Regions from separate parts of the Homo sapiens genome. Here region 2 is linked to region 1. The links are chromatin loops, found by intact Hi-C in ENCODE. Cell type or tissue: psoas muscle. All regions are shown on one strand. Each heading gives the region's core, and the rest is flanking DNA. Links, peaks and the distances in the headings are about the cores only. Region 1 holds the start of RFC4 (replication factor C subunit 4). Region 2 overlaps TRA2B (transformer 2 beta homolog).

Region 1 (4,392 bases), core at 127-4,126:
GGAGGTGGAGGTTGCAGTGAGTCGAGACCATGCCACTGCACGCCAGCCTGGGCAACAGAGTGAGACTCCGTCTCAAAAATAGTAATAATAATAATAATACTTTCCACCTATTGTAATGAGAAGAAGGAGGAACAGATTACATATTTGGATTTAAGTAGAACTCCTGACCTAGTATTTATAGCCAGTTTACAGAAACTTTTGTTTTCTTCACTTCTGTATCCCAGCCCCTAAAATGGAAGCCTCTGCTTGTAGAGATCTCAGTTTATCTACAAAATAAGGGAGTTAAACTAGATTATTCTCAGGTAACTTTAGTTCCAGGGTTCTATGACTTATATAAGTGGGTGATTTTTTTTCAAAGACAACTTCTAAACAGAACAAAGCATTCCTCCATAAGTTAAAAAAAAAAAAAAGTGATCAGTACTGGTTAGAGAGATAATTTATGAATTATTTTAACAAAGACACAAGTGTTCTTACTATTTTTCCACCCAGGGAACGGGTTTGGCTTTCTTGTTCTCTCCGCTACTTCCCGCACTGGCAGCTACTCCTCGATCCTTGGTCAGCGGGGGTTTAGTACTGATGGATGTACCTTTAAGAAATGCTTGCATGGTACTTCACCCTGGTCAGGTGCAAGACAGAAAAAAAAAGCTTTTATTGAAACTTTTATTGCGAATCAGCACCATAGGAAAGCGGGGGTGGTGGTGGGGAACCATTATGAGAAAGTACAGCCCGAAAATAAACTTAGCCTTGTGCAAAGATGTTACATAATAAAGGACATCACCCCATGACCTAGGACACTCTGAATGCACTGTACTGAGGGCTACAAGAACAGAAAAGTGGTCAAAGTCCCTAACGAACTTAGAATCTATTTCTAGTGCAGGAGTTATAGAACAAAGATCATATGTCACAAAAATGTTTAATGAGTTCCAAATGCATTGATAAATATGATGTTGCTAATGACCAAACCACATGGGCCTCCATGGTTTCTTTCACAGTCATGGGCCTAGCTCTAGCTCAGACCCTGAAATGGACTCTTCGGCAATTAAAGGTGCTCTGCTTGCACCACAAATGAGAACCTTCACTCCTTTCCTTGGGTCAGAACTCAAAGACCTTTTTTTGTTGTTGTTGTTTTTGAGACAGGGTCTCACTCTTTTGCCTAGGATGGAGTGCAGTGGCGGAATCATGGTTCACTGCAGCCTTGACATCCCAGGCTCCTGTCATCTTCCCACTTCAGCCTCCCCAGTAGCTAGGACTACAGGTGCGTGCCACCACCCCCGGCTAATTTTTTAAATTTTTGGTAGAGACAGGGTTTCACCATGTTGCCTAGGCTGGTCTGGAACTCCTGGGCTCAAGTAATCCTCCTGCCCCGGCCTCCCAAAGTGCTGGGATTACAGGTGTGAGCCATCTCGCCTGGCCAGGGACCTATTTTCATGGCAGAGTCAATGCTTACCTACCTTCAGAGACTTTCTGTGGGGAAGGGAAGGTGGGGGACTCTGTTGTTAAAATAGAAACAGCTGTTTTTCTCATAACACACTCACTTGAAGAAATCAAAACAATGCATAAAAGCATGAGAGATTTAAAAAAGTAATACAAAATCCCACCCAGAAGGTAACTATTTCTAACATGCAGGTAAACATTCTTCCAGGCTGTTTTCAGGGATAAAAAGCATCATTAGCTCGCCTGAAAAGTCCCCGGTTAATTCTATTTTTTTCACTGCTACATGCCCTGGTGCCTAGAACAGTGCCTGGTACATGGTAGATGCTCCGTAATATTTGGTGAATGAATTACCATCTATGATACCCGGTTTCCTTTTCTGTTAAAGGAGCTAAGGCCTATTCCACAGGACAACTGAGTTAAATAAAAGAATGTATGCAAATACATAGTTCCTTGCTTGGCATATGGGGATATGCTCAATAAAATAAATTTTTAATATCTGTTAGCAGCCAAGGTTTTTATAACGTTACTGGATTAGTCCATCCCTGCCTCGGGCTGTTAAACATTAATACAGCCCAAAGCCGGGGCCTGCAAGATGCTGTCCGGAACCACCATTTCACCAAAGGGCGCGGCCAGGGCATGAAAGGGCCACTAGGCTGGGGCCCCGAAGGAGGTGGAAGACCTCACAAGGGGCATCAAGGGCAGGAGTGGGGAAGGCGAAGCGGGCTTGCAGTTCCTCCAGCAGGTTACCAGTTAGCCTGGCTTCTCGTGCAGGTCACCGCCGCCGGCTCGTTCCTCAGGTTTCCGCGATACAAAAAGGACGAGATGGTCTCGAAGTCTTAGCTCCGTCACCTAATCTGAGAATAACGGGCCCAGGAGACTTACGATCACTGATGTCCCCACAGTCGCCTCAGTTCCCGCCACGGAACGGCGGGCGAAAAGCAGGGCGGGAATACGCCGGTAGGAATACGCGGGCACGTAACGCGTCACTTCCGGTGCTGGGGCGCGCTGCTTGCGGAGGGAGTTTGCCCGTATACGGTTTTATTTAGGCAGGTGATGAGCCAGCCGGACTTTCAGGCAGAACTGGACTGGAACAGGCATGGCCTAGGAGGTGTCCCTGTCCCGGTGCATTGCTCCCACTTCAGACGTGAGCGCGACCCTCCCGGAAGGAGTAGAGGTCGCGCGGGCACGGCGCTGGGGCTGCTTACCTGGCAGGCTCAGCAATGAGGGCGGGGCGGCGGCGCGCGGGCCTCTGGAACCCTGCCGGTCCACCGAAGGTCCCGAGCCCGCTATCTTCGTAGGTGCGGGCCTCCGGAGGTGCAGGTCCCTGTCCTCCTTGTCCTGCTTCGTCGCAGAGCAGAACGCGTGTGCTTTAAGGGCAGAGACATCTGAAGATGCTTTGCCTTGCCCTCTTGAGGACACGTGGCTTTTACTTCTAATAGTGTCTGCGTGTTGTGGAGAGAGAAGACCATGCAGCTGTGGACATCTATTATAATTCCTGAGCCCCACTTAGAAATCTGGAAGTGAAGGCGTTCAATAAAAGTTAAAGGACTGATAATCATGTTTAGCCCCACCAAGCTTCATGCACAGTGGGCTAGGCTGGTGCCTGAGCCCACTGCTTTTATCTCTTCCAAGTACTTGGTTTAGCTCTGAAATGCTCCTTAATCCTATTGAAACCTGACCCTTCTCAAAGGCCACCTTCTCTACTGGTCTTTACTAATTACTAACCCATAAGGTTGTTCCGGGTCTTCTTCAAATGACTGTTTTGTTTGGCACAAACTCAGCATGATATCCATTGTTAACTTTGTACGTTTTTTTCATTTATCTTGCAACAAATGCTTACAGAATGTCCACGCACTGTGTTAGATGCCTGCAGATACAGCAGGGAAAACGCTCGAGATGCCCTCAAGTAGCTTTACAGACTAGGAGAGTGACAGACAATGTGATGTGTGGTTATGCAGAGGAAGTAGGGGGCTGTGAGAACTTACATCCCAGGCCTAACCCAATCAAGGGTTTAACCAAAGTAAGGATGCTTTATGCTACTTTGTAATTTCCACAGAGTCTGATACAATCTCTGGACAGTATAAAAAACACACAGGTTATCTATCTGGTCACCGGTTTACATTACCATAACTTATCAAACTGTATACTTAATGCTTGTATATTTTATTGTATGTAAATTATACCACAATACAGTTGATAAAACAAGATCTATGAAAATAGATGGTATCCATTTGCTACCTGAAGGAACAGCACAACCACAGAGAGGGGGATGTTATGATCTCATTTAACAGACAAGTTGGGCTGGGCACGGTGGCTCATGCCTGTAATCACAGCACTTTGGGAGGCCGAGGTGGGCGGATCACCTGAGGTCGGGAGTTCAAGACCAGCCTGGCCAACATGGTTAAACTCCATCTCTACAAAAATACAAAAATTAGCCAGGTATGATGGCAGGTGCCTGTAATCCCACCTACTTGGGAGGCTGAGGCAGGAGAATCGCTTGAACACGGTAGGTGGAGGTTGCAGTGAGCTGAGATCACGCCATTGCATTCCAGCCTGGTGACAGAGCGAGACTCCGTCTCAAAAACAAACAAACAAAAAAACAGACAAGCTGATGGATAAGTGGTCTTTGTCCATTTTGGCTGCTATGTTTATAAGCCATAGATTGGGTGGCTTATAAACATCATAAATTTATTTCTCACAGTTTTAGTGGCTGGGAAGTCCAAGATCAAGGCACCATAAGATTCAGTGGCTGGTGAGGGTTCACTCCCTCATTGACAGCTGTCTTACTGCTGTAACCTCACTTGGTGGAAAGGGCTAACTAGTTTTCTCCAGCCATCTCCTTTATGAAGGCATTTCTCCCATTCATGAGGGTTCCACTCTATTGAACCAGTCACCTCCCAAAGGCCCCACCTCCTGATACCATCACCTTGGGAGTTATAATTTCAATAACTATAATTT
Region 2 (4,392 bases), core at 200-4,199, 880 kb before region 1:
CTGAAACCTGAACACATTATTTAACCCTTGGAAGTTTTCTTAGCCCTTCTCTGGAAGCCAAAAGCTAAGACTGAAGCACAGCCTTAAGTACATATAGTTCCTTTTCCCAAAGTATGTATTAACAGCATACATTTAAAAAATAAAAATACCCCGTTTCAAACACATTAAAGTTTGTTCATAATTTGAGGAAACATCCTTTCACCTAAATAGAATTTAAGTTTCTAATTCCAATACTATGCTATCTTCTAGTTCAGATGTTCAAGCTAGTGTTTACGCCCAGGCAGTTTCTGGCACTAGAGATTAAGATAAAATTTATGCTATTTTCCGAGAGCTATGATCCTACTGCAAAAATTTAATTAGGAAATGGGCGGCCGCGCATGGTGGCTCACACCTGTAATCCCCCAGCACTTTGGGAGGCCGAGGGGGGCAGATCACCTGAGGTTGGGAGTTCGAGACCACCCTGACCCAACATGGAGAAACCCCGTCTCTACTAAAAATACAAAATTAGCTGGGTGTGGTAGCCTGTAATCCCACCTGCTCAGGAGGCTGAGGCAGGAGAATTGCTTGAACCCAGGAGGCGGAGGTTGCGGTGAGCCGGAGATCGCGCCATTGCACTCCAGCCCAGGCAAGAAGAGTGAAACTCCGTTTGTCATTAAGTGTTTCTCAGTTCTTCCTCTTCTCTATACTTGGAGATGACTTTAGCTACCATCCTTAATGTACCTAAAATCTGAATTTCTTAAATGGGGTCTAGCCCCACATTTCAAATCTTGACTCTATATTCTGCCTCAAAACAAATCAAAATCCAAATATGACATCATTCACTAGCCAAAAAAGGAACAATGTTTTCCTTCTGCATCATAACTTTGCTTTTGGTTATTTTTGACTCTAGAATGTGAACCCAGTGTAAACACTGACTACATATCCTGGCGGAATTGGGGTATAGTTGACCCCAATAGGTGGCAACTAATAAAGCAGGTGGTAGGACCAACTTCCCCAAGTTATACAAAATTTTGTTATTCTGCATGTATCTTGAGTCTCCACAAGAGGTTGGAGAAAAAGTTCGAAGTATTACTGACTTGTCCTTGTCCTTATCCTAGCAATTGGTCACTGATAACTTGGCGTTAACAATAGAACTGATGGTTTACAAAGGAACGGGCTTTTACTTACTTCCTTGGCATCATCTACATTTTCAAAATATACAAAGGCAAATCCTCTTGAACGCCTAGACTGCTGGTCATATACAATAGACACATCGGCAATGGGACCATATTTAGAGAACACTTCTCTTAGATCTCTTTCTGTGGTGTACAAGCTCAGCCCAAATACTCCAAGACAACAGTTAGGATCAGGATTTGCCTAGGGAAAAAAAAAAGTTTTAAACTTTGGAAAAGTTGTCATAAAATCAAAGTTGTTTAAAAAGGGAGCTGTATACTAGCCAAAATGTCACTAACAAGAAAAGTACATAATGATTAGACCAAACACTGCTTAGAAATTACAAAATTACAGCAAGTACTACAAGTATTTTTGGGAATGGGTAGGAAAGAATGCAAAAGAAAAAATTTCAACCTTAGAATTAAGTAGGTAAACAAGCACTCGTGCTGGCGAAAAGCAACTTGGCATCTTTCCTTCTATGAATTTATTCTAAGAAAAATTCACATATTCATAACATGACATACAAGGATAACTGGAACCACACTGTGTCTATCAGCTAGAAAAAATTGTAATGTTGACACACCTTCCATTCAATAGAATGCTCTGAATTGCCAAAAAGATGAGCATGTATGGTTCGATTTTTTCAGAAACACAATACACAAGTAAGTACATAAACGAAGCCTGAGGGGATGCGTACCAAACCATTTTACAGGTCATAAACAGCTTGCAATCGTAAGAAACAAGAGTTGGCCAGGCGCAGTGGCTCATGCTTGTAATCCAAACACTCTGGGAGGCCAAGGCTGGTGGACTGCTTGAAGCTCAGGAGTTTTGAGACTAGCCTGGGCAACACAGTGAGACCCCATGTCTCTACAAAAATATAACAAATTACTGGGTGTGGTGGCATGCCTCTAGTCCTAGCTACTCAGGAGGCTGAGGTGGGCGGATCGCTTAAGCCTGCAAGGTAGAAGCTGCAGTAAGCTGAGATTGCACCACTGCACTCCAGACTGGGCGACAGAGTGAGGCCCTGTCTCAAAAAAAGATGACAAGAGGAAAGAATAAAGAGTGAGCCATATGTTGCTAACATTCCAGATGCTGTGATGAATTTACCTAAAGATTCCATTTATTTCATAAACTAACAATTTACTAGGGAAAAATTCTACTCTACTCTAAAAACATTAAGTCCCCCCCTGCACCCTCCTCCTAAACCACTTGGATTATACAGTGAAATCACAATAAATATCATCTCATTTGAAGCCTTTCATGAAATGTAAAAAATGCCTTAACAACACCCAAAAGAAATTAGCTTCAAATTAAATGGGAAAGTCAGGAGAGCATCTAACTAGGTTTATGCAGCCTGGAAAGAGTTAATGTTAGCATAGAACTATATTTTGAACTAATGTACTAATACTATACTACAGTATAGTAATGCAGTCGGAAGTTTTTTTTTTTGATGGGCTAAGGAGTTACACCATTGTGTCAGTATTATGCTTAATTGACAGGCAGCCCAAATGCAGACCCCGTCATGGAAGATTAACTTAAAAGACTCTCTCAAAACACTAAAAAAGCCTCTGAAGATTTCACTCACGCACCAACTGCTAAAGCTCTATTGTCAAAATCAGCTCTAACTTTAAGAAAAAGTAAATTTAGGCAGTTGACTGCTTCAAAACCAGTTTTTCATCTTACCCGATTCCCAACATGACGCCTGCGAGTAGACATGGGAGAATGGCTGTGGCTGTGCCGTCTACGATAATCTCGACTGTAAGACCTGCTACGTGATCGTCTATGGGAGCGGGAGCGAGACCGTGACCGGGTATAATGCCTTCGGGAGCTTCTTCTGGATCTAGACCTGCAAGACAAAGACCTCCTAAGGTTATGACTGAAAACAAATATTGTCTTCTTTATTACTCTGTTCTAAAGTTAAACTCCAAAAGAGGGAACAATCCAGGAATATGCTAACATGGTTACCAATTTAGTAGGATCAATACTTTTCTTCTCTAATTATTTAGTCATTTCAACTTTGCTAGGAAGCGTTCTAAAAACCACAAGCTCTCCTCCAGTATTTCTTCCAATTAAAGACATATTACTTATCTTTTACAAATCAAGGCACGCAGCATTTTACTAGCTTGGCTTGTGCCCATCTTTCCCCCTCAGAAGACCATTCTCTACTTTTCTGTCTCCCATTATGCCCACCATTAATTTAATACAGTAACAAAATCACAAGGAGTATTCCCCAGCAGTTAAAAAAACAAAAAATTGAGTGGCTCTTGACTAACTAGAGTGACTCTAAATTGTCATCGAAACGAGGACACACATTTAAGAAAAGGGGTGCTGTTAATTATGCCTGACCACAGGCATAAATGGTATCGCCCCAGGCAAACCAGGATGTATATATAGCCTACTTTTGACCAACATTAAAAAAAAAAAAGCGCACCATATATATACTTATTTATCAAGAATTCTAATTACTGAAAGCCAATGTTCTGCAGTATATTTGCCATACTAGTAAGCAGTTTACTTACATTTAGTAAATCCTCACAACAACCCTGAAGAACTGGTACTGTATTACTAATTTGCCTTTTATAAAGAAGCTAAAGCTGAAAGGTTAATCTGCCCAAACCAGCAAAAATAGAAAACCCTGACTCCAAAAGCCCAGGCTCTTAACCGCTTTTAGTCTTGCCTCCCAGAACTTAAGTTCACTTCTAGTACCAATATTTAATAGGCCAACAAATAATCTAACCCTCTCTACCTTCCTGGTTTACAAAACACGCACCAATTTCAGAGCTAAGAGTAACGAGGAAATCTCAAGACAGTCTTTCTTACCTAGATTCAGATCGGGACCTGGACTTTGATCTGGAACGCCTGGAATCTTCCTTGGAGCGAGACCTTGCAGGGGTATGCCTTGCAGATTTCCCCGATCCGTGAGCACTTCCACTTCTGGAAGCAGAACGGGATTCCTACACGTAGATGTTAAAAGTTTAATTTGCACACTTTCTGGGCAACTTTAAAAACAAATAAGCTGCTGTGAGATAAATGGTGAGGGACAGCAATCCCCTTCCAAGATAAGAAAATATAGGTAAGGGCAGGAACTGAATATACCTGGTGTTAATAGTTTCATTGCTCCAAATGACATAAGTCAATTAACTTGTCCTTTCTTCCACCTTTTTGGAGCAGGGATAAGAGTTATTTGACCCCACTTCCTTCAGAAAGGGGTGCCAAAGTCAAGCAGTTAAGGGAACTGTC

The links. A loop is a pair of places that touch in the nucleus more often than their neighbours do. Peaks named below come from ENCODE experiments on the same cell type or tissue, not always from the same donor. Only the 100,000 strongest peaks of a DNase experiment are listed, where the experiment ranks them.
Region 2: a loop joins it to region 1, with 4 times the contacts of the local background. A loop is called at or near these places in 3 of 110 quality-filtered maps.

What each region holds. Positions count from the first base shown.
Region 1 is chr3:186,804,109-186,808,500 of GRCh38, forward strand. It overlaps RFC4 (replication factor C subunit 4), which reads right to left and starts at 2,374. Exons shown (of 11, transcript NM_002916.5): 1 at 2,182-2,374; 2 at 475-616. The coding sequence starts at 605. RefSeq lists enhancers at 1,930-2,541, 2,542-3,153. In psoas muscle, for the core only: no CTCF peak of the experiment used is centred there; a DNase peak (open chromatin) is centred at 2,413; H3K4me3 peaks cover 2,096 bases; H3K27ac peaks cover 1,483 bases.
Region 2 is chr3:185,922,629-185,927,020 of GRCh38, forward strand. TRA2B (transformer 2 beta homolog) reads right to left here. Exons shown (of 9, transcript NM_004593.3): 2 at 3,973-4,106; 3 at 2,836-2,998; 4 at 1,168-1,356. Among named protein-coding and RNA genes, the nearest start is that of TRA2B, 13 kb to the right of the region's middle. In psoas muscle, for the core only: no CTCF peak of the experiment used is centred there; no DNase peak of the experiment used is centred there; H3K4me3 peaks cover 1,234 bases; H3K27ac peaks cover 1,275 bases.